Regions from separate parts of the Homo sapiens genome. Here region 1 is linked to region 2. A link is a loop called in an ENCODE intact Hi-C map of the cell type or tissue named here. Cell type or tissue: PC-3. All regions are shown on one strand. Links, peaks and the distances in the headings refer to the core of each region. The heading gives the core; the rest is flanking DNA. Region 1 overlaps SKAP2 (src kinase associated phosphoprotein 2). Region 2 overlaps LOC105375199 (a long non-coding RNA gene).

What was found. A loop is a pair of places that touch in the nucleus more often than their neighbours do. Peaks named below come from ENCODE experiments on the same cell type or tissue, not always from the same donor. Only the 100,000 strongest peaks of a DNase experiment are listed, where the experiment ranks them.
Region 1: it touches region 2 in a loop (5-fold over the local background); 22 of 110 quality-filtered maps call a loop at or near these places.

The regions. Positions count from the first base shown.
Region 1 is chr7:26,671,284-26,682,935 of GRCh38, reverse strand. The region is part of intron 11 of SKAP2 (src kinase associated phosphoprotein 2); the gene reads left to right. Among named protein-coding and RNA genes, the nearest start is that of LINC02860, 39 kb to the right of the region's middle. In PC-3, for the core only: no CTCF peak of the experiment used is centred there; a DNase peak (open chromatin) is centred at 7,605; H3K27ac peaks cover 412 bases.
Region 2 is chr7:26,073,409-26,085,060 of GRCh38, reverse strand. The region is part of intron 1 of LOC105375199 (a long non-coding RNA gene); the gene reads left to right. Among named protein-coding and RNA genes, the nearest start is that of NFE2L3, 73 kb to the left of the region's middle. RefSeq lists an enhancer at 5,845-5,914. In PC-3, for the core only: a CTCF peak has its summit at 6,019; DNase peaks (open chromatin) are centred at 1,700 and 5,980; H3K4me3 peaks cover 1,027 bases; H3K27ac peaks cover 1,073 bases.

The DNA of each region.
Region 1 (11,652 bases), core at 3,221-11,220, 600 kb before region 2:
AAACAAGCCACCATAGGCATCTCTTGTTTCTACTGTTGCCTCAGGAAATAATTTTCAGTTAACATGAAATTAAAAGTATAATCATAGGTGTGTATCATACTTTTAGGATTCCGAAGGAGGCAGTTCCTGTTTTGTGGAGACTAATTTTATTTGTGAAGCCTGATTAGAGAACAAAGGTTAAAGGTGTTCCAGCCCATGGGAAGCACATACTTCCATCTAACATTTTTAAATGCTATTATTTGGGAGAGAGCTGATCGAAAGTACTTCCTCTGCCAGTGTTTTGCAAGGCTTGAAGTTTCACCATCATGATCATATTTATTAAGGGCCTTCTAGAGATGTGTAATTTACCTGGGGTTCATTTTGGAGTTTGAAAAAAGAGCCAAGAAAGAAGACCCTGTTCGCCAGCATGTTATTACCTTTGGCTGAATAAGGTTCAGTGTTCATCGTTACTCAGCTGTGGACCTAGTGGAATCAACCTGGTAAATCTTGGTGAGGATAAAAAGGAGAAGACATTTAGCTTTCCTTGATGAGATTTGGACATATTCTGGGCTATTGATGGGTGTCTTGGCTGCGAGTAGACAGGTTGCTTTGGGTTGAGTATATGTTTGTCTTTGAAGACTTACTTCCTTACCTTCCTTCAGACAAATTCAGCTAGGAATCTCTTGAGACTTTCTAGTAGTCTTTATTGACTTGGCCTTCCAGTTTTATTGAAACTTTGGCAAACTCAGACTGTAAGTTAATACCATAAATTCATTTAATATGTGAATAACTGCAATTTTGAATGCTTGATATTATTACAAATTAAGTACAATTAGTATAGAAACCACTAGCATTTTTAGGTGCCTCGCAGTGTGTTTAATTGAGTTTCTCAGAGTTATATTAAGATTTTGTGGTGATGGGATGAAATTTTACCTTTCTGTTTTTTTTTACGCCATCTAGTGGCTCAGAATGAGTGGTGCAGGTAATTGCAGCTGTTGTACACAATCAAAATGGTGTCATAAATTCAACTTTAAATCCAGCTATGGGTTATTACTTTCCTATTCCATGTCAATAAAATATTAGCATTAATCATGAAAAACTTTGTTCATCATTCTGAATTAAATATAGAAATTGTATATATAAGGAAGAATACATTTTAAGGATTCTAAAATAGTATTTGTAGAGATACAGGAAATGTGTACTTTGTAAAGAAATTAATGCCATGACTTGTCTGTTAATAATAAATAAGACCATTTAAAAGATTTTAAAGATATGCAGCTTTCTTTTAGTAATGGACTCATTTATAATTTGAAATACCAAATTATCACTGTTTGATTTACCTTCTAAAAGTGTGTCAGTTCTGAAAATATTCTTTAAAAAGGCAACATAAAATAGTTTAAGAAAAGATGCATACTTTCAATATAAATAAACATTTAGGCAAAACAAGAAATAAAATCCCATGCATTATAATGAAGAGTGTTTTAATTTTGTTTTTTGTTTGTTTGTTTGTTTTGAGATGGAGTCTCACTCTGTTGCCCAGGCTGGAGTGCAATGGCACGATCTCGGCTCACCGCAACCGCTGCCTCCCAGGTTTAAGCGATTCTCCTGCCTCAGCCTCCCAAGTAGCTGAGAGTGTGCCACCACACCCAGCTAATTTTTGCATTTTTAGTAGAGATGGGGTTTCACTGTTCTCTGGTCAGGCTGGTCTCGAACTCCTGACCTCAGGTGATCTGCCCGCCTCGGCCTCCCAAAGTGCTGGGATTAGAGGCATGAGCCACTGCACCCGGCAAGTGTTTTAATTTTGTAAATGTAATGGCAGAAAAACATTTAACTAGCTTGGGGATTAGGTTGTTTTCATTTAAAAATCACTACAGAAATATAGTTTTATTTAAAAATTCAATATATTATTTTCTGTTTTGCAAGAAAGCCTTGATGGAATGTTAGCTGTGCTCAGTCAACCTGGGGGTGATTTATTTATTTTAGGCCTCTTTTGAAAGTTATACAAATCTAAGCCTTTATTTTTTTTTTTCTTCTGGTGCAAATCAAATGTTGCAATAAAGAAAGAAGAGTAGGCAGATACTGTGCCCTTCCTCCTTCCCTTTTTAACATTTTCCAATTAGCAGCTATCATGTGACCCCTGGCTGAGATAGCCCCTCCTTCAAAGTGTCCAGCATTTCCTTAGGTTTCACCTTTGAACCTCACTAATAATAAATCTAAACACCGCCTGCCTTAAAAGGCAAGCCAGTACTTTTTGCTTTATACTTCTATTCACATAGGGTTGCTGCTGTTTTTTTATGTGTTAAAATTAAAAGCTTCAGTAGTTCAGTGGAGATTTGGAAATCTCTTTTTTCTCTTAAAAAATGGATCAAATTTATAATGACTGATGAAAGCAGAATTTGTGATTTTAATGACAGTTGTATTGTTAGTGAATTAACAATTGGTTTCAGATTCATTTGATGGGGGAAAATCATATTTGAGATAGAAAACCTGTATTTCCTTAAGAAATTGGGTTGTTTAAAATAATGCTAAATATTTTTGTTAGTTTTCATTTCATTTTTATTACCACTAAATAAAACAGGAACATAATATTATAGCTAACAGTATTTTCCTAGAACCATGTTTTTGAAATTTTATCATTTTAATAGCAGGATCCAGATTATATAGCAATAGGTATATTCTGAGGTCCCAAATGCCTTTTTGGTTATGTTATTCTATCTTGCTCTTCTGGATTTCTATCCTCTATTAGTTTATCTTTCAATCTGTACTCATCATTAATTTGCAAACCACATTGCTATACTTACTTTTAAAGCAATAAACTATTTTTAGAGATTTAATAACAGACAAGCTATACTTCAGAAAAGAGGCACAGTACTTTGATATTAAAAGAAAAATGAGAGTTAAGAATTCTGGAATATTTTATCTAGTCTAGGGCATATGCGACTAGCTTTGCAGCCTTTGAGAAACTTTTTATTAAGTCAAACACAGGAAATGTAGGTTAAGACTGTGGTCACCAATATAAAATAAAAGGGTACTTTTTGGTGTATATTGGTTGGAGTTTCAAGCAGTACCTCCCTTTATATCTGTTTGGTTGACTTTTTCCAGTGATTGGTGAATTGTGACTGTCATTGACCATTTGCTTCTCATTGTAAGAATGTAAAGGTTAAGTTACTATGGCTTTTTTTGGCTTCAAACCTATGTTAATAAATGAAATGAAAGTCTTGTTGAGCTTTATTGGCAGAGGGAAATAAGTTACTTTTTAGCTGTCTTAGTTTTTCATTTGTAACCGTATGACCCAGTATGCCACAAATAGCGTGGCCAACTGCTGCAGAGTAACTAGGATATCTGAATGTGGGACATGCATTGTTGACACTAAGCTAGCTCCAAAATGTTATATTTTATAGCCTTTTGATAAGAAGAAGTGTTTGTATTTGTGCTTGCATTTGTTTGCTCCGATGACATTTAGTTTGTATGCTGTCAGTATGGATGTATGGTCTAGAGTACACTGGAAGCATTAACCAGGCCAACCTCCTATTTAGTACCCATCTCCTCCTAGGAGTGAAAAGCAGTTTATGGACACAACACCATGTCAGAAAATGTTCTAGTTCTACTCATAGGACTCCTCTTGTTATCTGTTTGTGAACAATATGCTTAAGTACTTCCCTACTTTCTCTTACATAAATTGGAGGAAACATTCCAGAAAAATGTTGGCAGATGAAAGCAAAAGGTGCTTATAGGAGGCAGGCTGGCAGCTGCAGCCCTTGCAATGGCCTGACAGGTAGAGGAAAAGCCAGAAGGCAGTGTCAGAGAGGCAAGGTGAGCAGAGGTGGCAGTGGAGGGGGCTGCTTTGGAAAGGAGCCCACCTGTAAGGCCTATGTGATTTACTTCAGCATGAATAACTAAGAGTTTGGCAGCAGCAAAACAAAACCTTAAAGAAAAGCACTACGTTGATATTTTTTTTAATTCTCAGTTGAACAATTCATGATTTCAGCCTTGAAAATGAGGAACTCCCTCAGTGTGTATAGCATACTTTCACTCTTTTGAGATGTCTTCTTCCTCATCCCTTTAGAACATGGAGCTAGATATTCCAGGGAAATCATTAGGCATAGAGACTAGAGATAGACTACTGATTAAGAAAAGTTTTAGAGTCGATATTTAGTAAATTATAGATAAGTGACAGATGTTCATTGAGTATTCAGCTATCAAGGAACAACCAGCATGCCAGGTATTGTGGCTCACTCCTGTAATCCCAGCACTTTGGGAGGCCGAGGCAGGAGGATCACTTGAAGTCAGGAGTTCGAGACCAACCTGGCCAACATGGTGAAACCCCGTCTCTACTAAAAATAGAAAAATTACCTGGGCGTGGTGGTGCGCACCTGTAGTCCCAGCTACTTGGGAAGCTGAGGCAGGAGAATCACTTGAACCCGGGAAGTAGAGGTTGCAGTGAGCTGAGATTGTACCACTGCACTCCAGCCTGGTGACAGAGCATGACTCCATCTCAAAAAAAAAAAAAAAAAGAACAACCAGTTAAAATTGTAATAAAATGTTATATTCCTCAAATACTTGTTCTCTTTGGGAGAAGATAAGATTCTCTTTGGAAGAGCAGGGTGGAGACCTGCTCATAATAATCAGATTGCCTTATAGTGCGTCCCAAAGTACTCTGTTTTTTTGTTGTTGCCATAATACTTTGCTATACCAATTAGTGGGCAGGGAGTGGGGGAGGGAATGAAAAAGTGTTTATTGAGCATTTACAATGTCCTGTTCTAGGTACTTAATATGCTTTCACACATATAATTAATATAATAACCCTGTGAAGTAGATGATGTTATAATTTTACAGATTAGGAAACTGATGTGCAGTAAGGTTATTATGGAAATTATCTGAGGATACGCAGCTATTAAGTGCCTTCTCCAGGTATCAATACAGGTCTGACCCTAAAGCCTTTTCTCTTTCTACTTTGCTACGGTTAAGTGGGACTTGATTAGGACTTTAACTTTTCTTCTATATCAGAGGTTAATTGTAATTATCACATCCCAGTTCTAAACAACAGCGAACCATGTTATTGACAGTATCTTTTACATAATTAAATCTTGTATAGATGGTCAAAATTATTTCATTTTCTAATCAACAAATATTTGGTGAACACTCATGCAAAGTACTATTTTGAGCAGGATCCAGAAAAGCCACAAACTGTTATTCAAGGAGACTGCAATTAAGTCGAAGAGAAGACCAATGCATAAAATAGATAATAGCAATAAAACACAATGTAGGGTATCAGTGTTGTAGTCCTGGAGAATCCCAGAAGAAAGGGAAGTCAGTAAATACTGGAGTAAGTAAGTAATGAAAGATTCATAGGAAATGGAACTTGAACTGGAACTTTATGTATAAATGGAGTTTATTCATTTAACAAATATGAATGCTTATTTTCTGTGTCTATTACATATAAAACCTAGAAGAACGGCTGTGCTATGGAAAGGGGTGGATGGCTATATTGATGAAAGGGGAGCATAGAGCCAATAGACATCAGTCATTCAGGATCACTTCTTTTTTTTTTTTTTTTTTTTTATTGAGACAGAGTCTTGCTCTGTCACCCAGGCTGGGGTGCAGTGATGCAATTTCAGCTCACTGCAACCTCTGCCTCCCGGGTTCAAGCATTTCTCCTGCCTCAGCCTCCCAAGTAGCTGGGATTACAGGCTCCTGCCACCATGCCCGGCTAATTTTTTGTATTTTTAGTAGACATAGGGTTTCACCATGTTGGCCAGGCTGGTCTTGAACTCCTGACTTCAGGTGATCCTCCCGCCTCGGCCTCCCAAAGTGCTGGGATTACAGGCATGAGCCATCACTTCTCTTTCCTTACCTTGGAGAATGGTAGGCAGCCAGAGAAACCCTGTGAGAAACCAAATCAACCTGATGTTTCCAAGCTAGTTTTTCTACAGCAGCTTACACCACTTTTCCCTTATCTTCGCCTGTACCTTGTGTGTTAACCACACTCTCAACTACTTACTCTTCACTGAACACAGCACATTCTTTTATCTCTGCAGGCCTTCACGCCTGCCATGTATTGCTCCTTTCATTATTCCTTCTGGAGTCTCAGCCCAGCTGTCACTTTCTATGTAAAGTCTCTCAGATCCTGCTGTAGGATTAGTTGCTTCTCTTTTTACAAACTTTTTCCCTCTCTTACCTAACATTCAATATAATGATTACCTGTTTCTCTGGCTTTCTGTCTAAACTTTGAACTTCTTGAGGTAGACACTGTGTCTTAAATATTTTTGTATCCCAATATGTTAACAGTATGGCAGATAGATGTTTACTATGCTTTTACCAAAATACAGTTAACAACAGGAAATAATCCTGACTTCTTAAAAGAACTTAGAATGATAGGATCATAGAGTGAGGGGGACCTTAGTGCTAGCCCTTCACTTTATAGGTAAAGAAATCGAGGCTCAACATAATAAGGGAAAAAGAAATAAAAGCCCAAAGGAAAAATGGACCACTCCTACAGAGACCTCCAAAGACAATGGTGTTTCTGAGGTTGTACTTCCACCTTGGCCCTGAACTTCTTGGCAGCCAAACCAAAAAAGGGAGAGATGGGAGCTAGTAATTTCTTTTAATCATAAAGGAAGGATCTTGGCTTTTCCCAGCACTGGCTACTTAAATATTCTTACATGAATTTCTAGACTCTGCCCTGAATATCTGGCCTCAACAACTTTACATAAATAAGTGCATAAGTGGCAGGTATTGGCCTCAACAAAAACTTTTCATAGTAAATATAATAAAAGATTTTATAAAGGGAATTCTGTGAGGGTCCAAATGTATAATAATTAGACTTATTGATATATATTAAGTACCTAAGTGCACTATTGTAGAGTCTCAATGAAGAATATAAATATAAACAAAAAAGATAAGGAGCTGAAAAAACCAGGAGATTTTCCATTCTACCTGTCATACTATTTTTTGCCTTTGCAAAATTCTGTCTTAACTTCTTTCAGTGCTTACAAGTAAGTTAAACTGAATTCATTTTTTCCAAGAACTGGAATTAGTTGGTCCCTGTTCCAATGTGGACAAATACCTTCTTTCTGCACATGGGATTTAAGCTTTTTAGACAAGGCACATCCCATGTAGTACATTTGAAAACATGGTGGCAACAGCCTGCCACAGGTGGGAACAGCATGCTCCTTCAGATCGCCCACTCAGCTACATGTGAATGCTTCAGAACAAATGCTTGTTTCGTCACTACTACAATTCTTTAACTATGCCTAATATACACAAAAGAAAATACATTACTATTGGAAATTACATTTCTTAAGAAAATATTTAGGATAGTCAACTGGTGCATCATCCAAAATGAAGACTTAGTCTATTTAATCATCTAGTACCTACTTATGGAACATCTTTTATATCTCCTGCAGTGGGAGGCATACAGATTAAGTGTAAGTCCTTCCTCTGATCTTAATGAGTTTGTACTTTATTTTAGTTGAAGGAATAAAACTAATGTACGTAAAATCTACTGAGGAATAAATGCTTAGCTTGAAATGAGAGATATAAATATGGATTAGCTAATTCAGAGAAAAAATCATGACAGCTGAGTCAGGTCTTAGTCATTGGACAGGATTTGGCTGAGGGAGAGGAGATGTCTCTGGGAAGGAAGCACTACATACAGAGGTAGAATGAGTGTAGTGCGGCAGGTTGTATTGTGCCAGCTAGAACAGTGACAGGAAAAGGTTGCCAGCAGGGTGGGAACAAGCTAAAGTCTACAGTTAATGCAGTGGAGAGTTAGTGTAAGTTTTTGAGCAGCAGGGTAAACTGATGAAAAGAGTTCCCGGGAAGAACAGAGAGGCACCATTGATAATGCAGTAATCCAGGGCAAGGTGATGAAGGCCTGAATTAGTGGTGCCAGTGAGAATAAAGTGGAATGGGTGAACCTGAGAACAGTTAATAGAGTCATGTAGGTAAAATACCATACACTGAATACCAAAGTCACTCTCTACTGAGCATGACATGATCTTCTTTGCCTAACATTATCTGCGAATCACCAGTCTGAATGTCAGGTTTTACTCTATGGTATTGTAACTGTCAACTTTGTAGAAATTGGAATTAACTATAGCATGACTCAGGGATATAAACTAAAATTTCTTATGAGAATTCTTACTGTCAGCTTCCTTGTTTTTGTCTCTCTTGCTTTAAAAATGGAGTATACAATGCAAGGAGGAAAAACAGTAATTCTTTGAATTAGAGGAACTCAAAGTCACACCTGCAAAGTAAATTGCAAAGTAATGAGATTGATCTCCGTACACCACTAGAGAACTTAGTGTCTTCAATCAGGTTCCTGAATGGTGGTGCTCAAACATCATGGAGGTCCTTAGAGATTGTGTCAGTTTCCTCATTTAACAGGTTAGGAATCTAAGATTCAAGTAGTTAATGTATAGATAGTAATAGTAAAACGCCGAGGTTGTACAGTTCCTGTTGTGCATTTATAAAGATAACCTTTTGAAACAATGAATGTATGAGAAATGAGAGGATTCTTACAAAGTTTCTAATCGGAGTTAATAAAAAAGAGACTAAAGAGGTAGCCTTGATGAAAGTATTTATACACTTTAAATAGGTATCTAGTTTTCATAGTATTACAGTGTTTATGAATAAAGATATCACAATGAAGAATACTTGGAAAACAACAGTCAAGTCCATTGGTTCTTAAACTTGCTGTATTTTATGTTTTGTGAATAAAATTACTTTCATTTTCACAAAAGGCTGGTGTGTTTTGAAGCACAGATATATGTTTGGAAAAGGACACAAATTTTTTTTAACATTGCAAACACCTGTTGCTTTCAAACACATCGGTAACTAATTTCTGAAAGGGTTAGTACATTATTAAATCTTTTAATGTTTCAGGTTTCTGTTAAGTCAGCATTCTTTTACCATATCATTCGCAGAAAGCGGATTAACATACTCGATAAATGACAGTCATGGTGCTGAAAAAGATTTAAGTAAATGTTGGGGCCTTATTTAAGTGTAAAATAATATTCCAGCAGAGAAAGAAGATTTAGTTAATGAGTAAATATTACTATTATGTTGGATAAAGTCTCTGTTTCACTTTATCATAACTAGTCCTTTTTCCTGCCTTCTTACCCAGTCACTCTTACTGCTCAATAAATATTAATTGGGGACTAAAATTTCAACTACAAAATAAAACAAATAAAATGACTATAATGGTATGAAAATTGAAAACATGGGAGTTAGATCACAAGCATTCACTACCGCCTTACTATTATTTTCTCGGATTACTGGGCAAGTTTGGCTTTTTTTTGCTTCTTTGATTGCCACACTACATTTTGCCTTGAAGCCATCCATTTTGCAGATATTGAATTTCTTTTGAGTACTATTTTTATACAATAAGCATCACTACACCTCTGGATCTTGATAGCATTACTGCAGGAGGAGAAAGCAGCTTTGTGTTAGTAATTACCTAACATTGTCAGAAGCTGACTGCAGGCCTCTTTCTAGTGATAACAGAATAACCGCATAATGTAGCTTTATAGCACATGATTAATAGAAAATAATTACACGTCCTACAAAGGGATGCAATATTTCTTATAAATTGACTAGAATGGTTTCCTGTAGATTAAAGGACTCTTCATTATTTTATCAGTCCTCCTGAAGTACAGTCACTTGCCTATGTTAGCATTTCAGCTGATGTTAAGAGCTGAATAGGTGAAGGATACCAGATGGCAGACCTCCTTGTACCTGAAACCTTGTGTTCCATAAAGATTACATGATGCTTCCTAACATTTCAAAGATTTAGACAACAGCCTGGTATGGATTGTCTATTTTTTGTTTGCTAAGAAGATAAAGTTTGAGAGTTTTCCTTTTTGTTTTTTAAATGATCCACTTGTGACTTTATAGAACAATACTATAATTAGTTTGTGGACTGCAAAACAACATTGTATCAGTTGCATTATTTTCCACTGTAAGTAATATATCATTCATAATCACATTTGTTTGGGGGTGGAAAAGAGGAAAGGCATAGACAGGCAGATTTTCTTTTTCAGAAGGAAACCTTGTACAATATTGAATGTTCAGGCCAAAGTTTAGAATACTGTACTCCAAGAAGCATTTTCATTCCAATTTATAGGCTGCAAATGGTTTAATTGGGATTCATGTTGCTCAGGAGGCTCATACAGAGAATAGTAATGATAAAAGTAAAAAGCTCCTGTATTTGCAGTCTTGTCAACACTCTAATGGCTGCAGTGTAAATCCATAAATTTGCCTCCTGTATTTTTACCTCACTATATTTGATCATAATGCATTAATTTCAAACAGGAATATAATTTGCAATTCTTTACAAATATAAGGTAATATTCTGGTTTTTAGTTTTACCTTTTCTGATTTAAATCTGATATTTTAGAGTATTTTTATCAAGTGTATGTTTCCTATGTTTTTCAATTATTTTAAATTAAGTGAAGCATTTAAGATTATTTTAGTCTAAACCTTTTTTCTCCCTAGAGTATAACTTTTAAGGGATTTGTTTATAGTTGATTAAGCTCCTCCCTGCTGTTTACCACTATGCTTTCTAGTTAATAAATCTTCCTGTTCTACCATAGCACAGAATTCTCTCAACTGTGAAGTCTGCCCTTGTTGATGTGATTTCTTGGGAACTAATTTCTTAAATTTGGGTGTGAGTAACTTTTTGAAAATGATAACATGCCTTTAGTTGATAGCATAGACTATGACCAAAGTAGAATATTATAAAGTAATAACTTTCTGTCTTGTAATTTGAATCTAAGCATTGACCCCCAGATTGAGGGCCATTCTCTGGAAGCAAGTTTATGCCAATAATATGTCTTCTCACTGAATGTTTTCTATGTCTGTCACTGGGGAGCAGGGGGCTAGTTCCTTTTCTCATTCCAAATAATCAGTTTCAAAAATCTTATATTGGCATTGAATAAGAGCTTTAACACTCAGACCTACCCTGTTAATTATCCACTTTGAAATCTTACAGTAGTCTGTGGAACGTTAAGTACGTGTGTTTTTTTAAGCATTAGGCTTTAATTGTATTCATTGCCTTAAAAATAGAAAAGGGTAGTTTTATTAGGTACCTATTAAGATATAATCGTTGCTAATCATGACTTTCAGTAAGTTAGTATTTTCTTCTGATAAATATGTCCTACATAGATTATAGCCATCATTGGGTTCTGGGCATCAGAGTATCCTCGTTCCTTATACAGCTTCGTCCACTAAGTTCACACTATCAATGAACTTTAAAAGTTTAAAACTTAAAATCTTGAGTTTACTGCCTCACAAGCCAGAGCTGTGCCCTCAATAGAATAACAATAGCAGGAGTGGTCTTTTCTCCCCTCTCCCCCTCCACTTTGTTCTTCCAATAAACCTAATCCTGATACTGCCCACTGTTTGAAAAAGTGCCTATGGATTTTATCCTATAATCTCTCTATTGATAGACTACATATCAATACATACACGCTAATGTAATGCTACATTTGTATTAAAGAATTGCATAATTTTCCTTTCTGATGGTCAATAGCATACTAATCAATACAAATATTAAGTCTGTACTAGTATTAACATTCCCTCCCCACATATAACTCAATATACATATGCACATTTATCTATGACTCAGATGCTGGAAAATCATAACCTATTAAATTACTTTTGGGATTGATT
Region 2 (11,652 bases), core at 1,454-9,453:
AACTTGAATCAGACTACCCAGTGTCATCTGAAGCGTCTTTGAGGGACGCCTGCAAAGCTGGTTCCACTTGACCTGGCTACATCTTCCTCATGGGTCCTCCAAACACATCCCCCAGCTACTGGCTTTCCTTTCCTCATGCCATTCCTTTTCCACCCGGGCTTCCCAACTTCCTTTCTGAACAGTTCTCACCTTCCAAGATTTCTTTCCCTGAACCCCATGGACACTGTACTGTGCAACTCTCTGCTTTCATGACTGAAATTAGGCCTACGCGTCTTAACTCCAAATGAATGGAGGGGAAGGACTAGGTCTCGTCCCTCTTTGGGTTTACCTCCATGCCCTAAGAAGAGCAGCAGCTCAATGAGAACTCCCCCTTGAAGCTCATACCCTGAGTTTAGCACCAGTGCCTTCTGTTAACCTCCCCACAGGCGTCCAGAGGTGATGTAGCAAAAAGGTTGGGGGTGCCCAGAGGTGATATAGCAAAATGGTTATCAGCACAGTTTTGGTGCTGGGTAGTCGGAATCAAGTTTCAGCTTTACATATGCAGACGCGGAAAGGTCTCTTAAAAATCTTACTAAAGTTTGAGGGGGAGAAACAAGTTACAGGACAGTGTATTTTGCTACCATTTGTGAGTGAAAGAACATGTACACACATGTTTGTTAATGCATGGAATTTCTTTGGATGAATCCAAGAGAAACTAGTAGTAGCGACTTCCTCCATGGAGAGAGAAAAGGAGATTTGCTTATTTTTCACTAGAGACCTTTTGAGTTTAGTAATGTGTGCATGTATTGTCTAGTTTAAAACTTTACATTTTAAAAATTCCAGCTTTTGGCAGCCGGGCGTGGTGGCTCATGCCTGTCAGCCCAGCATTTTGGGAGGCCGAGGTGGGCGGATCACCTGAGGTCAGGAGTTCTAGACCAGCTTGGCTAACATGGCAAAACCCCATCTTTGCTAAAAATATAAAAATTAGACGGGTGCGGTGGCGGGGGCCTGTAATCCCAGCTACTCGGGAGGCTGAAGCAGGATAATCGCTGGAACCCGGGAGGCAGATGTTGCAGTGAGCCGAGATCACCCCACTTCACTCCAGGCTAGGCGACAGAGCAAGACTCCATCTCAAAAATAATAATAATAAAATAAATAAATAAAAAATTACAGCTTTTATGCTCACTAGCTGTGTAAGTTGTAGAAAGTTATTTGATTTTCCTAATCCTCAATTTCCCATCTGTAAAATGGAGCTAAGAAACCCTATGTAACTGGATTGGGTAATGCACACAAATTATTTAGCAGACTGCCTGGCTCATTTATTGTATGAATTCATGAGATGGTAGCTATTATTATTTTGTTGGCTGACCCAGGTACTTAGAATTCTGTTTCTTGCCTTCTTATTTTAACCCAAAGCCTAGAAGCTTGGAAAACAAGGATCATTACCTTGTGTTTCTCACATGTTGTAGCATTTGGTGATCTGCGCCAGGTCAGCATCTGGTTGAGGGCAGTATAACCACGCCGCCTGTGCTAGGAGCTGACCCTTCCCTTCATTTCTTCCCCTCCATCATCCTCCCTTTCTCTTTTTACCCTTAAGGCACTCTAATCTTTGTTCCTTCCAGTGATTATTCTGTAACTTGATCCCTCAAAGACGCCTCAGATGACACTAATGAGCAGCTTAAAAAACTGGAAATTCTTGAATCAAAGCACAAGATTCTACCCAAGGTACTTAACTTCCAGTTGGTTGCTTTCACCACAGTGAGGGAGCTCTACAAGCCGTGATTCATTTCAGCTCCTGTTGCCTGAGCCTATGTAACTTTATCAGAATTATTGTGAGTCACATCAACTCTCTGCCTAATTAACTTTTTCTGCTAAAGTGGTTTTAAGATAATGTACTTGCTTTTACTTAAATCATGGGAAATAGACCTTCTAGAGGTTAGAGCTTGATGCAAAATGATTGTCAACTCTTGCTATTTAATATTTTTCTGAAATCTTTTGGTAGTCATGGCCATACCAAAGTGGATTACTTTCCAGTCTTATTCAGGAACAAGATGTATTATTCTAACTTGTAATGGGGGACAGGGAAGTGTGGAAGAATAAGATTATGCGTCAGTGTCTAATCACATTAAAACATAATAACAGCTAATATTTATTGAACACTTACTATGCACCAGACCCTGTGCCGAACATTTATTTATTCAAACACTTATTTAGTTCTTACCCTAATTCTACAAGGACTTGTCCTCATTTTACAGATGAAGAAATTAAGGGACTTGCCTGAGGAGTTAAGTGGCACAGCTTCCACCCAGAACACTGGCCACAAAGCACATCTTCTTAACCAATATCTAGATCATGGATTCAGATGCTTTTTCTGTAAAGGGCCAGGCAGTAAATATTTTAGGCTTTGTGGAAATATCTTACAGCAGAAGGCAACTATAGACAACATGTAAAAGAATGGGCATGACTCTGTTCCAATAAAACTTTGCTTATGGGCAGTAAGATGTGAATTTCACATAATTTTTTTGTCATGAAATATTATTTTTCTTTTGATTTCCCATCATTTAAAAAGGTAAAAACCATTTTTAGCTTATAGGTACAAAACAGATGCTGGACCAGACTTGGCTGCAGGCCATAGATTGCCAAGCCCTGATCTAGATCATTGAAAATAGGACAAATTATGCGAGAATGAAATGATCACTGTAAGAGGACTCCCCATCCTATTCTAGATCCTTCTGGACGTTAGCCAGGGTCTAAGTCTCACGCTGGATGTTCCTTTTTAAAGAAATCACTTTCCACTGAATCCCCCCTTCAACCTCAGAGTCAGCCTGCTCTCCTGGGTTGCTCAGCGCCTCTCCTGGACCCCTACTTAGACTGCCCCTTCCTAGGCAGTTTTCCTTCCTGCCTCTTCCCCCAGCCTCCTATCTCCTTAGAGAACTGGTATAAGCTAAAGTGCTTTTTCAAAATCTCTATTATGTGTATTTGCATTTTAAAGGAGGTTTCTGGACAGGGCAATTCAAAGATAGAACTCTGGAGCATTTAGCCTGGGAAGATGGGTGTTGTGCATTTGGGGGGTGTGGAAGAAGGAACTTTTGCGCAGAGAGATTCTTATCACTCTTACAGTCATACTGAACAGAGCCTGGGAGGCTGGCCCTGACCAAGAGCCCCAGGGCCTCCAAGACCTTTGGACTAGGCTTGGCTGTAGGTAGGGAAAGGCTATTGCTATACTGTGGGAACCCCTAGGGGCTCTTTACCTAACAGCTGTGATTAATGAGTTGAATGGAGGAGGGGATGACTTCCTTCCTTGGCCCACTCAGAGTTCCCTGGAGGTGACAGCCACTCCAGGCACTCATCTCTGTGGCAGGCACCCCGTGGGAAGAGGTTGCATCAGCTCCAAGGTCTTTTCAGTTGTATCAGGTGGTCCTTAAGAACTGTATGTGGTTGAGACTCTGAACTCCCGGACACAGCAGAGAAGCAGAAAGTTGCCTTCTCAAAGGGGCACGTGTTCCCTGAGCTGTTTTATATCCCTGAGCTTTCCTGTGTCTTATGATTGTTTTCCCTCTGCCCCCTCCCCAAATATCCATTACGGACACTTAATCTTGTGTTAATTATGTATATGTTTCTGAGCCTACCAAATTCATCTGCATGTAGAAGTTTACTTTTATCCCATGTCATAGTTGTGGGGGCCAAGGCTCTTGGTCCTGTAAAGGTTTGCTGAAAATCACTGAGATGAGGCAGGTTGATTAATTGGAGAAAAGGCATATACGCTTATTTAACGTGCATTCACAGGAGCCTTCAGCATGAAGACTCAAAGATACAGGGGAAATTGTCCATTTTTATGCTTAGGTTCAACAAAATATGGACAGCCATATGGGAATATGATTGGAGGAAAAGCATAGATCTAAGTCTAATAGAATGAGTGGGGAAGCCCAGCAAGAGCTGCCTGTCTAGATTCTCCCTGGCCTCTCTGAGCGCACATTTCTTCCTTCTGGGTGTGGGGCAGGACCCTCTCTGGAATGGGGGTCTTATGACCTACTATCAAACAGGGTAGGTCAGATTATTTATTTATGGCCAGTTTTAATTTTTATTATTTATTTATTTGAAACAGAGCCTTGCTCTATTGCCCGGCCTGGAGTGCAGTGGTACGATCTCAGCTCACTGCAACCTCCGCCTCCCGGGTTGAAGCAATTCTTCTGCCTCAACCTCTTCAGTAGCTGGGACTACAGGCGTGAGGCACAACGCCTGGCTAATTTTTGTATTTTTAGTAGAGATGGGGTTTCACCATGTTGGCCAGGCTGGTCTTGAACTCCTGACCTCAAGTGATCCTCCCGCCTTGGCCTCCCAAAGTGCTGGGATCACAGGCATGAGCCACCGTGCCCAGCCCATATGGCCAGTTTTTATACAGATAGGGTGGAGGGAAAGTTAAACTAATATTTTTAGGTTTTATGGCTGGCTTTGGAAAAGGCTTCTGGTTTCTATGGCTAGCCTCCGAGGAGAATGGGACTGAGAGACAGGAGGGCAAGAGAAGGTCAGAGAAAATCATTTGCTTCTGAGGCTGCTGCTGAGGGCTTCATTTTGGGGTGTTGTTTTCTGAGCCCCAGCACAGTCTTTCTGGGAAGGTGGGAGGGTACCTGACTCCTTTTATTGTAGATCCAGCTAAGACTCCATGGCTGTCCAGAGCTTTCTCTGTGGTTTTCTCATGGTAACTGCAAATGGTGAAAGGAGGATATTTGGCAGGACTGTGCTCAAGGAATAGCAAGATAGAAGAAATGCCTGACCACTGTCCTCCCAGAGGTAGAATATTCCCAGGGAAATGCCTTTCTTTGTCAAAGTCTCTTTTCTTTTCTTTTCTTTTCTTTCCCTCCTTTCCTTCCTTCCTTCCTTTCTTTCTTTCGCCAGCTAAGTATATGCATGTACTTTTGGACCTGGAGAACAATAGAATGTACTGTTGTATTTTTATTCTCTTTGATTTTTTAAATTCCAGAATTTTCCTTTTCCTTTTTTGGGGAAGAAAAAAAGTAAAATAAATAAACTGTGATGATTTGACATTTCCCTGTAGCTTCAGAAAGGAAATTTATATAATACATATCTGTCTTTGGCTGTTTTCTCCCTCCAAGGTCAAGTTTGGTTTTTAGATGTGGCTTATAATACTTTATATTGTTAGAGGGTTTGAAACTCATCAATATTTGAACAACATCCTGAATTGGATGGTATGTGGGTTGTGTTATATTTGGCCTCTGTGTCTGCCTCAGAGGTGGGGGTTTTAGGATGGATTGATTAACACAGAATGTTAAGCCTAATAATGAAATTGTGGATGGTTCTGAGCTTGGAGCTGTCTATTCAGACTTTCTGCCACTGAACAGTGTGGTGGCTCCATTCACCCCATGCTGCTTTTTCTAGACTCGTCTTCACTTACTACTCACAGATTCCAATTTCTATTCTTGCCTGAACAGAGGAAGGGAGCCTTGAATACACAGGCAGGATTAGGCACATGAGTGGATAACCCACTTACAGTAGCCCACTTCCAGACAGCCCAAATTCTAGAAGAGCATCTAAAGAGGGATGGGTATTATTTCAATTTATTTCCATTTAATTCTCTGCATCCTTGGTCTAAGCACAGCTGTGTCACTGTGGTGATGTCCCTTGCCTATTGGGGATGATGATGGGAGCTGGGATGGCATATGGTAATAACAGATACCATTTATTATTGAGCATCGACAGCAGAACTAAGAAGATGTATGTGGGTTATCTCTTTAGTCCTCACAGTAACTCTGCAAGGTGGCATTTTCTTCATGCGGCAGATGGGAAAACCGAGGCTAAGAAGGATTACTCAACTTGCCCCAAACCACACAGCTTGAGTAGCAGGGCTACTCCAGCTAACTCCAGCTGTCTGTGCGCTTTCAACTGTTACCCCGCTACACCTGATCCCGCGGGCACAGGGCATGCGCGGGCGGTGTGGGCGCGTCGGGTCCTTCTCCCTTTGTCTGCAGTGAGTGATCCGCGCGCCCCCTGCCTGAGCCATCCCGGCTTTGCTTTGTCTGTTGCATTGTTGGCGAGACCTCTACTGCCTGAGTAGTTTGTTCAGTGCACAGTAAAGAGCTCTTTAGTTTTATTGAAATTATGTTTATGTTAAAATTATGTTATCCAAAATCTTGGATTACAGAGCAGCAGAACTGTTTGCAAGGACTACTGTTTAGTGAGTTGTTACAGAAACACCTTGTAAAATAATGAGTTATGTGAGCTGGAAGAATCAAAGATGTGGAACTGGGCAATGTAAACAATTTATTCCTGCCAGTAACAGCTGTAAAATGATGATAGCGCAAGTCTCTTGACTTTATTCCCTTACTCTGATTTTTATTTTACAGTACATTCACTTCTAGATCTTGTTGCTAGTTTTTAAGAAAATTTTAATTTTTTTTTTGAGACAGGATCTTGCTCTGTTGCCCTGGCTGGAGTGCAATGGTGAGATCACAGATCACTGCAGCCTGGAACTCCCTGGCTCCAGCAAGCCTCCCACCATAGCCTCCCAAGTAACTAGGACTGCAGGTGTGTGTGCCACCATGCCCGGCTACTTTTTTTTTTAGTTGAGATGTGGGGGAGGTGGGGAGGGTCTGCCTATGTTGCCCAGGCTGGTCTTGAACTCCTGATCACGATGGATCCTCCCACCTCAGCCTCCTGGTGTTAGAACTATAGGTGTGAGCCACTGCTCCTGGCCATAGATCTTTTTTTTTTTTTTAATACCTCACTCAATTTTTTAGAATTTTTTTTTTGTATCAAACATAATGGATTTCACATTGTTTTAAAAAGTAATTGGGAAGGAATACTGTTTCAGAGGACAGCTTACAGAAATCTCTACTATATGACACAGTTTCTTGTTGGTAAACACCATTAAAAAAGTTCAGAAGATTCCATGAGAACTTATAAATTACCTATGGTCTATTTAGAATCCTAAACAAATACACAGTGATTTACAGTGAACTGAGAGAGAAAGATCTAGGAAGAAGAAATTTTAAATTTGCTTGGCTCTTTTCTTTCCTTTTCTGAGACAGAGTCTCACTCTGTCACCCAGGCTGGAATGCAGTGGTGCTATCTCAGTTCACTGCAACCTCTGCCTCCCAGGCTCAAGCAATCCTCATGCCACAGCCTCCCAAGTAGCTGGGATTACAGGCATGCACCACTACGCCCGGCTAATTTTCTTTGTATTTTTTGTAGAGACGAGGTTTTACCCTGTTGTCCAGGCTGGTCTCAAACTCTTGGGCTCCAGTGATCTGCCTGCCTCGGCCTCTCAAAGGGCTGGGATTACAGCACTGAGCCATCGTGCCCGGCCCCCGATTTTATTTTCAAAAATACATTTAGTGACAAAACATCACTTTCTACCTACATACTTAATTTTGGTTTCTCTCAGTTTTATTTTGTTTTTGACACATTTAAATTCCCTAAATACTGTAATAAAAATATTCTAAATACATTCTAAATATTTTAAGCCATTTTTTCCCTCTCTCCCTCCTTCCCTCCCTTCCTCCTTCCTTCCCTTCCTTCCTTTCTTCTTCCTGTGTTCCATCTTTCCTTCTCCCTTTCCCTCTCTTCTTCTTCCTTTTAATCACAAGGTGCCTTCCCCTGTTAGGAATGAGACAATCATTTTGTAAAAATATTAATTTAAAAAATTTGTTTAGAGATGTCCTTTGAAATGAAGCTTCCATACTTTTCATACTTTGGAATTTTTCAAAAATATTCGTCTTGAAGGAAGTCTTGTTAAAATCTAAAGGACCGAGAAACATATTTTAGTTCTAAGGTGTTTTTATAGAGACTCTGATAGCAAATGAATGGAAAGAAATACTGCTTTATGCACTACGGAAATGCAATGATTATCCTGCTGCCAACGTAACCTGGAGTGATATATAACCACCTCTCCCTGGCCTGGGAGATTAATGAAATGACTCTAATTTTGGCAACCCTTCCCACCAAGAGTGGGTAACATAACTCTAAGTTGATTTGAGCAAAGGGCAGAGCAAACTTTAAACAGAGCATCATGGCTTCTACTCACTTTGGTGACATTCGGAGTGCTATTTCAGCCCTATTTGATGAAGGTTGTCTGGGACCTCCTCAGCCTCTGTTTCCATGCCTGTACCAAGATGACACTGTGACTGCAGTCCAACTTGCCTCCTCTGTCAGATGACACGCCCTTCAGATGATTGCGTTCGCCAGTTAATAAACAGTCACTTTTTGAAACGGAATCTCTCTCTGTTGCCCAGGCTGGAGTGGTATTATCTTGGCTCACTGCAACCTTTGCCTTCCAGGTTCAAGCAATTCTTCTGCCTCAGCCTCCTAAGTAGCTGGGACTACAGGCACCTGCCACCACACCCAGCTAATTTTTGTATTTTTAGTGGAGACGGGGTTAAGCTGTGTTGGCCAAGCTGGTCTCCAACTCCTGACCACAGGTGATCCACCTGCCTCGGCCTCCCAAAGTGCTGGGATTACAAGCATGAGCCACCGTGTCTGGCCCACTTGGTGTTTTGATCAGTCTTATAGGAATGTATACCTTGTGTTTTAAGATTCAACCATTTTTTTGGTTACTGCTTCACTTCTACCTCTTTCAGTTATTCATGCTACCTAAGTCAAAAGGGGCTTCTCCTTTGCAGCCGGCCCATAAGATAAGACTCTCAAGGCGATCTGCTTCTGTGGTAGCTAAGAGAATGAGCTTTGGAGGCTCACTGGCTGGGTTCAAATCTGCTCCCATCAGCACCTCATGAGGGTGTTAGAATGATTAAATGAGGTGCTATGTGCAGGAAAACACAGTGCCTACCACAGAGAAAAAGGATTTTAGTGTGTTTTTTTTTTAAACAAAACCTTCTGAATGTTTTGGTTCAATGGTTTTCTTCTAACAGCTTATATTATATTATCAGAGCCCATTGATCATAATGGCCAATAACATCATGAAAGGAGACATGGCACTTCTGGTGGAGGAACATGACCCCTCCAGTAAAGCTGTCCTGTCAAAACATCAAGCCCATATCTATTCAAGCCTCCGTGTAACTACCACTTCTCAGAAAACAATAGGGCACAGGCGGCACAGCCCAGAACGTGGGAACCCCTAGAACAAATGACTCAATGTCTTCAGTAAGGGAATAGCCAGAAAAAGTGTGTGGGGAGGGAACCTCAGATTAAAATAATGTCAATGGGATGGCAGCCAACTGCCACATGTGGACAGGTCCATTTAGGAGACAACTGGGAAAAGTAAACATTGACTGGACACTTGATACAATTAAAGACTTATGGTTAATTTTTAGTCGTCTTTTTTGTTTTTTTTTTTCTTTTTGAGACAGGACCTCACTCTGTTGCCCAGGATGGTCTTTTCTCAGGCAATCTGCTTGCCATGGCCTCCCAAAGTGCGGGGATTACAGGCATGAGCCACCACACCTGGTCAATTTTTTTTAGTAGTGATAATGGTTTTGGATTGGTTTTTAAAAGGTCTTTATTTTTAGAAATGTGTATGTAAATATTTTAGAAATATGCACTTAAATATTTATTTCAAATTTACGGATGAGATGATATGATGTCTGAGTATAGAGGGAACGAGAGTGGCACCACTGCCTTGGTAATTGTTGGAGCTGCCTGGTCGGTAGATGGTGGCTTATCATGCTGTTCTGTCTACTTTTATGTATGTTGAGATTTTTCAGGAGATGAACTAAAAATGATCAAAACAAAGCAAAATAACTACAACAAAAACAACCGTGCCAAAATCTAGTGGACCCTCAATATAAAGCAGCACATTCCCGCAGTTCCTCCACCTGCTTTCTGCTCAAATCATGGTGCCCGTTTCTAGGTCATTGATTACAAGAGGTTTCCTTACTAGGGCAGGTGATTTCCCCTATCATGGTTTATTATCCTTAACAGAATTTGAGAAAATGGCTGTTTCAGGTTGGTTGCTGTCACGTGCCTCTGAGGTCAAATACTGCTATCAGGAGTTGACAGTTGCTATTTGGCTCAAAGTACTTGAGGTCATGGTCACTCCATTATCTTTCTAAGACTGCAATTTTTGAACCTGCCTTTACTGGATATCAGGTGCTCGGTTGGTTGTCTTTTTATAGATGGCATCAATATCAGGTGGCATATAAAAGCTTTCCCAAACCATGATTGCCTTATTAATCAATTCATAAAACTGATCAGGAAAGTGTTAGGGTATCTATTAATGTAGTAGTTAGGAAATAAATCTAAACCCTACCTTTCTCTGATAAGTAGGTTTTAAAAAAGGAATGAGGATGAAGTTCAAACAAATGCATCTTATTATTTAATTTGCTCTTCTCTCTTTTGACCTATAATTTTTGCTCCATGCAATGTCTTCAGTTGGCAACTAAAAATATTTCTCTTTTCTGAGTGCAGATAGCCATAATTTGACAGTGTGGGTTCCTTTTGTTATTGCCTTCATCTTGGAGAAACTGGACATAGATTTTGGGGTTATTAAAATAAATTTTGAGCTAACAGATTAGATATTTTTGAATTTAAAAAAATCAATTCAAATGGCCAGGTGCAGTGGCTCATGCCTCTAATCTCAGCACTTTGGGAGGCTGAGGCGGGCAGATCACATGAGCCCAGGAGTTCAAGACCAGCCTGGCCAACATGGTAAAGTCTCATCTCTACTAAAAATACAAAAATTATCCGGGCATAGTGGTGTGCGCTTGTAAGCCCAGTTATTGGGGAGGCTGAGGCATCAGAGTCACTTGAACCCAAGAGGTGGAGGTTGTAGTCCTGGGTGATGGAATGAGACTATGTCTCAAAAACAACACAAAACAAAACAAAACAGCAATTCATTTGGCTTAAATAAAATTCTGTCTTCATGCTATCACATTTAATGAAGATGGGCAGCATGCATCTTTCAGAAATACTAATCAGTTTATCAGGACTCTGGACCAAAACATTTACTGTTTAAGTCAAATAAAATACTTATCTTATTAAAATCACTATGTTGGCTGGGCACGGTGGCTCACTCCTGTAAACCCAGTGTTTTTGGAGGCTGAGGAGGGAGGATCGCTTGAGGCCAGGAATTTGAGACCATCCTGGGCACACAGTGAGACCCCATGTCTAGAAACAATTTTTAAACATTAGCCAAGTGTGGTGGCACATGCCTATACTAGCTACTTGGGAGGCAGAGGTGGGAAGGTCACTTGAGCCCAGCAGTTCAAGGCTATGATTGCACCACAGCACTCCAGCCTGGGTGACAGAAGGAGACCCTGTTTTTATAAAATAGATAAGTAAATAAAAATAAAATCACTATATTGGGGATTATTTATTAAAACTCATGGGCATGCTAAAAGTTAATATTATATTTGATTAGTAAATTACACATTCTATCAGAGAAAGAAGTATAATTGTTATAATTCATTAACAATTCCACATATTTTATGATGGATACTAAATTTCAAGAATTTAAGAGTTTCTGATCCCTACCGGCCTTGGAAGTTTCGAGACCCGCAGAACATTCTGTCACTCTCCTCCACAAGCTTGAATGTGTGTTTCCGGTTCCTGATATCAAACCGAATGCATGCTGGTAATTTTCCTCTCCTTCTCACGGTGGGCTCAGGGGCAGTTTGGTTCTACATCTGGGTGGACTAGAAGCTTCTTTCTGTTTCTCTAATTCTTCCACATTCTGTAAGAGCTGGTTTAAATGTTATTTCTTCT